2 separate regions of the Homo sapiens genome follow, and region 1 is linked to region 2. A link is an interaction called in ENCODE POLR2A ChIA-PET data of the cell type or tissue named here. Cell type or tissue: Caco-2. All regions are shown on one strand. Each heading gives the region's core, and the rest is flanking DNA. Links, peaks and the distances in the headings are about the cores only.

What was found. ChIA-PET counts read pairs that join two places held together with the same protein. Peaks named below come from ENCODE experiments on the same cell type or tissue, not always from the same donor. Only the 100,000 strongest peaks of a DNase experiment are listed, where the experiment ranks them.
Region 1: POLR2A ChIA-PET joins it to region 2 with 5 read pairs; 4 of 35 experiments call an interaction of 5 or more read pairs at or near these places.

What each region holds. Positions count from the first base shown.
Region 1 is chr5:138,867,313-138,870,226 of GRCh38, forward strand. All of the region lies in intron 7 of CTNNA1 (catenin alpha 1), which reads left to right. LRRTM2 (leucine rich repeat transmembrane neuronal 2) reads right to left here. Exons shown (of 2, transcript NM_015564.3): 2 at 1,609-2,914. Among named protein-coding and RNA genes, the nearest start is that of LRRTM2, 6.6 kb to the right of the region's middle. In Caco-2, for the core only: no CTCF peak of the experiment used is centred there; no DNase peak of the experiment used is centred there.
Region 2 is chr5:138,772,853-138,775,766 of GRCh38, forward strand. The region is part of intron 1 of CTNNA1 (catenin alpha 1); the gene reads left to right. Among named protein-coding and RNA genes, the nearest start is that of CTNNA1-AS1, 20 kb to the left of the region's middle. In Caco-2, for the core only: no CTCF peak of the experiment used is centred there; DNase peaks (open chromatin) are centred at 1,708 and 2,309.

The sequences.
Region 1 (2,914 bases), core at 286-2,785, 94 kb after region 2:
GCCTATTCCTCCATGTGGTCCTGCTATGGGGCTGTGGTGCTGGAGAAACAATAAGTGCATCTGGGCAAACACGGCAGACTACTGGCAGTCAGCTCCTGGAAGCCAGGGCAGTTTATGCCCTAGCACTGCCCAGGTGTAGAATCCTGTCCTGAGGATGTTTATCTGTAGCAAGCCAAGGACATTATAGTTGACCCTTGAGCAACATGGGTATGAATTGTTAAGGTCTACTTATATGTGGATTTCCTCCCACCTGTGATACTTATATGTGGATTTCCTCCCACCTGTGATAACCCTGAGACAGTAAGACTGACTCCTTTTCTTTCTCTTCCTTCTCGGCCTACTCAATGTGAAGACAACAAGAAGGATGAAGGCCTTTATGGTGATCCAGTTCCACTTAATGATAAATGTATTTTCTCTTATGATTTTCTTTCTTTCTTTTTTTTTTTTTCTTTTTTTTTAAGATGGAGTCTCACTCTGTCACCCAGACTGGAGTGCAGTGGCATGATCTCAGCTCACTGCAACCTCCACCTCCGGGTTCAAGCAATCCTCCTGCCTCAGCCTCCCGAGTAGCTGGGATTACAGGCGCATACCAGGTTGCCTGGCTAATTTTTGTGTTTTTAGTAGAGACAGGGTTTCGCCTTATTGGCCAGACTGGTCTCAAACTCTTGACCGCAGGTGATCCACCCACCTCAGCCTCCCAAAGTACTGGGATTACTGGCGTGAGCCACCATGCCCCACCATGATTTTCTTAATAACATTTTCTTTTCTCCAGCTTATTTTTGTAAGAATACCATATATCATACATATAACATATAAAATATGTATTATTTTGACTGACGGTATTAAATATGTGTTATCTAATATGGACTGACCGTTTATGTTATCAGTAATGCTTCTAGTCAGCAGTAGCTATTAATAAAAATTTTTGGGAAGTCAAAAGTTATGCAGATTTTCGACTGTGTGGAGCAGGGGGTTGGCACCCCTAACCCCAGTGTTGTTCAAGGGTCAATTGTAGTTTAAAATCTTCCCTTCCTTTTCCCATCTGTACTCACTGAGTCGTCATCCAGGGTGGAGGAGGTCATGTAGGGATCTTCATGGTCCTAGTGTGTAAGCACCTGTGGGACCTCCCTCCTAGGAGTGGCATGGAAGGTGCTGCTGGGATGGACATCAACCAACCCCCAAGGTAGAGGCCAAGTCGCTGTTGGCTAGATACAGGCAATTGGTACCTTTCCGAAGCTCTCTGTGGTGTTAGTTCACTGTAATGGAGGATTCAGAGAGGGGCAGCCAACTCCATGCCCTGTGAGCCTGGGACAGTTGTTTGTCCACTTGCTCAGGCTCTTGACAGAGCAGCTTCTTACTGCATGACAGCTTTTTAGGCACTCTCCCTTCTCACCACTTTACCTTTACTTTCTTCTTATCCTAGTTTTACCTCTCTCTGAAGACAGGTAATGATTAGCTGCCCCTTTTTTCAGTGGACACATTTGACATTGTAGAGGAACATGGAATAAAACAACTGTTCATTTAAGATTTCTATGTCTGTCACAAATGGCTTTTCAAGTTTCACATGTCAAAATTGATAGGTTATCAAGGAAAAGTAAAAAGAAGGCATTCACTTTTTACAGTATACACAATTTTAATAACAAAACTTGCCTGTACACTGCTCTTTATGTTACCCTCCCCCCTCCCAAAACACCCTGCATAATAGTATTTTCTTCCCACCCTCAACCCATCTGCCCACCTCCCACCCAAAAAGAAAAATGGCTCTTGAAGGTGATTGAACACAATGTATTTGGACTGTACTTTGAGTTTCCAGTCTCAGTGTTGATAGGAAGGTTCACCAAACATTCCATATATCAGACTTAAAAAAAAAAAAAAAAACCGCTAAGGACAAAAATGTTAGTTGAAAGAGTTGCAGAGGTTTCCAAATGTTTGCAATAGCAGAATGAAAGCTTAAACAGTAATTTTCTATTTGTTTTTGGCCTTATTCAAGTACTATGAGTTTGCCCCAGGTTAGATAGAGAAATATTTAATTATCTATAGATGGCCTTACTGTCTCTCTCTCTTTTTTTTTTTTTTTCCTGGCTCAAGGGCTTTAGTCAATAAGATATGAAAAGTATGCCCCCAAACAGACTTTTCAGATAGGTCTGTCGCTGTATTCCTGTATTAGGAAAACGATCATGTAAGTCAGCTGTTAAAAATATTCTTTAACAAATTTTATATTGATATCCACACTTCAGAAAAAGAACAGGACATTTATAGCTTTTTCCCCTGATAGCTGTGTGTAGGAAGTGTGCCTTAAGAAAATGAAATGCCTGTTTTGAATTTTAGAATTCAAACCTAGTGCTACATAGGGCTCATTTTTATTGGAAAGATGGAGTCTAGCTCTTGGTGACTAGCATTAGAATAAGCAGATGGATTTTAATAATTAGTGGCGTTGGGAAGTTCAGTCAATTCCATTTATTGAATTGATACAGAAATTAACTTAGGCACATTAAGAAATTACATGTGTTAGTACAGATTTTTGGCTTAAAAAATTAGTATCTTTGCTTTTTGATGCTGGCAGTGGGTATTCTCAGAGTTGTGTGTGGATTTACAAGTTTATCAGCCCACTCTTTTCAGAAAGGTGATTGAAATCCCTGTCATGCTACAGAAATGAATATAAACGATTTCAAACTAGTTCTTGGTTTCTAGATGGGTATGGTATCATAGTCTTCTTTAGCTTTCCTTTTTCCAGAGAGATTAATTATTTTTCTGGTTCTTAATGGTCATTTTCCTCTAATCTTAAAAATAGAAAAAAAATGGAGTGGGTAGTGGTGGTGAAGAGGATAAAACCCCATCAAAAAACAAAAGCTCTGACACTGTGTAACCAAGATCCGCAGCGTTGCTGTGATGCTGTTCCGTTCTAGCCAGTTGG
Region 2 (2,914 bases), core at 325-2,824:
TCAGGACTAGAAGGATTTGGAGTATAGAATTCAACTTCTTTCATTTTATAGATAGATGAAAAGAGCACCAGAATTTCAGGACTAGAAGGATTTGGAGTATAGAATTCAACTTCTTTCATTTTATAGATGATAAAACCAAGGATCCAGAAAGGTGAAGTGACTTAATCAAAAGTCAGAGGATAAGTGACAGTGCTGGTTCCAGAAGCTGATGTTTCAAGTAGAACATGTTCTCTTTAGATTTTAAGATACTTTTATTTTTTGAAATCCTTTTAGGATTGGGATCACTAAAAACATGCCTTGGCTCTGTAGCATCATTTCATGATGTTCAGCGTCATTCTTGGCAGGACCCTGCGCTCATGAAACTTACACTGTAATAATGGCATAAATAAGTAAACAAAGAAGACGATACGAGCTAAAATAAAATTAAGCAGGGTAATAAGTAATGGAATTAGTAGGATCTTTAGAGTGCCTTTCTGTCATGACGGCATTTGAGCTGAAATCTGAAAGTTAGGAAAGAACTGGTCTTCTGAGGGAAGAGAGCATTCCAGGCAGAGGGAACACAGATGAGGCAGTGTCTTCAGGGACTTACAGAAAGAGAAGGCCAGTGTGACTAGAACAGGGCAAGAAGTAAGTGATCAAGTGAAGGAAAAAACAAAAACAAGCTCCTTGGCACTTTTGATTAAAGGTGCTATACAGGGCAGTCTGCTTGCATTATGGTTATTGAAAGTCTTGAAAATACACTGAGTTCTCAATTTTCAAGTGTTAGTGTATTTTAAGTTTCTTAATGTAAGTGAGTGATTAGAGTCCTTTGCCTTAACTCGTTTAGAAGCAGGATTAGGGAGGCTGAGTCTGGTGAATTAATTTTTTTTTTTTTTTTAGACAGAGTCTCACTCTGTTGCCCAGGCTGGAGTACAGTGGCAAGATCATGGCTCATTGCAGCCTCCACCTTCTTTGGCTGAAGCGATCCTCCTGCCTCAGCCTCCTGAATAGCTGGACTATGGATGCACACCACTACACCTGGCTGATTGTTTTGTTTTTGTTTTGTTTCTGAGACAAAGTCTCACTCTGTCGCCCTGGCTGGAGTGCAGTGGCGTGATCTCATCTCACTGCAATCTCTGCCTCTTGGGTTCAAGCGATTCTCATGCCTCAGCCTCCCGAGTAGCTAGGATCACAGGCATGTGCCACCATGCCCGGCTAATTTTGTATTTTTAGTAGAGACAGGGTTTCACCATGTTGGCCAGGCTGGTCTTGAGATCCCGACCTCAGGTGATCTGCCCACCTCAGCCTACCAAAGTGCTGGGATTTCAGGCATGAGCTACTGCGCCTGGCCTGTTTTTTATTTTTAAATTATTTGTAGAGATGAGGTCTCGCTATGTTGCCCAGGCTGGTCTTGAACTCCAGGGCTCAAGTGATTTTCCCATCGTGGCCTCCCAAAGTGCTGGGATTACAGGTGGGAGCCACCACACCTGGCTTTTTTTCTAATATTAAATAATTTATTTTTGCACAGTAAGACTTCTTGGAAGTTGTCACTAACGTTAAAGTTGGGAGATTCCATGTAAAAATCTGCATCCCTGGCCTCTCTTGAAAAGTCAGATGGTCTGGAAACCCTGGATTTATGTGGTAAAGATTGCCTGGAGTTGATGAACAAGTGGGCACAAGCTTTCTGATTTTGAAGTCCTGGCTCCTCCTAGTGGTCCCTGTCCCCAGCCTGGAGAGGCCAGGTGTCATTTGCAATTCATTATTGTGCTGTTGTGCATATTGTGCTGTTGTGCCACCTTTTTTTTTTTGAGGCGGAGTCTCGCTCTGTCGCCCAGGCTGGAGTGCAGTGGCGCGATCTCGGCTCACTGCAAGCTCTGCCTCCCGGGTTCACGCCATTCTCCTGCCTCAGCCTCCTGAGTAGCTGGGACTACAGGCGCCCACCACCGCACCCAGCTAATTTTTTGTATTTTTAGTAGAGACGGGGTTTCACCGTGGTCTTGATCTCCTGACCTCGTGATCCGCCCACCTCGGCCTCCCAAAGTGCTGGGATTACAGGCATGAGCCACCGCGCCCGTCCTGTGCCACCTTTTTTAAGTTAAGAAGTAAGTGAAATTATTTGTACTCCAAAGTATCAAAATTAGGAAAACAAAAGACCAAGAATGTTTTTTGTTCAAGAAAAAAATGAAAGTCTTTTTTTGAGAAAGTGAAATAGTTATGTGTTGTACCTGTTTAATAATTAAACACAAATGTGACCACATATACCTAAATGTCTGCTTGCAGCTAGCTTCACTTAACTTTCCTCTTGGCTCTCTCCCTTTGCAACCCTGGAAGGTTCTGTGTTTTGTTTGTGTTAATGCAGTATCTCTGGAATGCTAGGATATGTAGGATCCATAGGGCAAATAGTTCTTCTGAAATGTCTTATCTGTGACATTTGATGACATTTGGTTGAGCTGTTGTCAAACCTTTAGCAATCTAGAGCATTCCATTTCCTAAGGTTCACTGACTTGGGTTGATCAGTTGAGTGGACAAATAACCTTTAAAAACCAAAGTGTAGGCCTGACGTCACATGAATGTAGACAGCAAATTCATCTACCTTCAATGAAACAGATGACTGGGACACAGGCATTCTGTGTTACCAGATTAGGCAAATGCAGGTTCCTTTTGGCACCCCTATCTCTAGTGATTCTAGATTTGATGACAGTATAATGACAGTATAATGATGAAAATTCAGAAATTTAACATTGATACAATGCTACTGTTTAATTCAGTACCCATAGTCAAATTTTGTCAATTGTCTCAATGTTTTTCCCTTTCTCAACACAATTTCAGTCCAGAATCACTGTGTTTAAGTCTCTTTAGCCTCCTTTAATCTGGAAATATTTCTTTTTTTTTTTTTTTTTTTTTTTTTGAGTCGGAGTCTTGCTCTGTCCGCCCA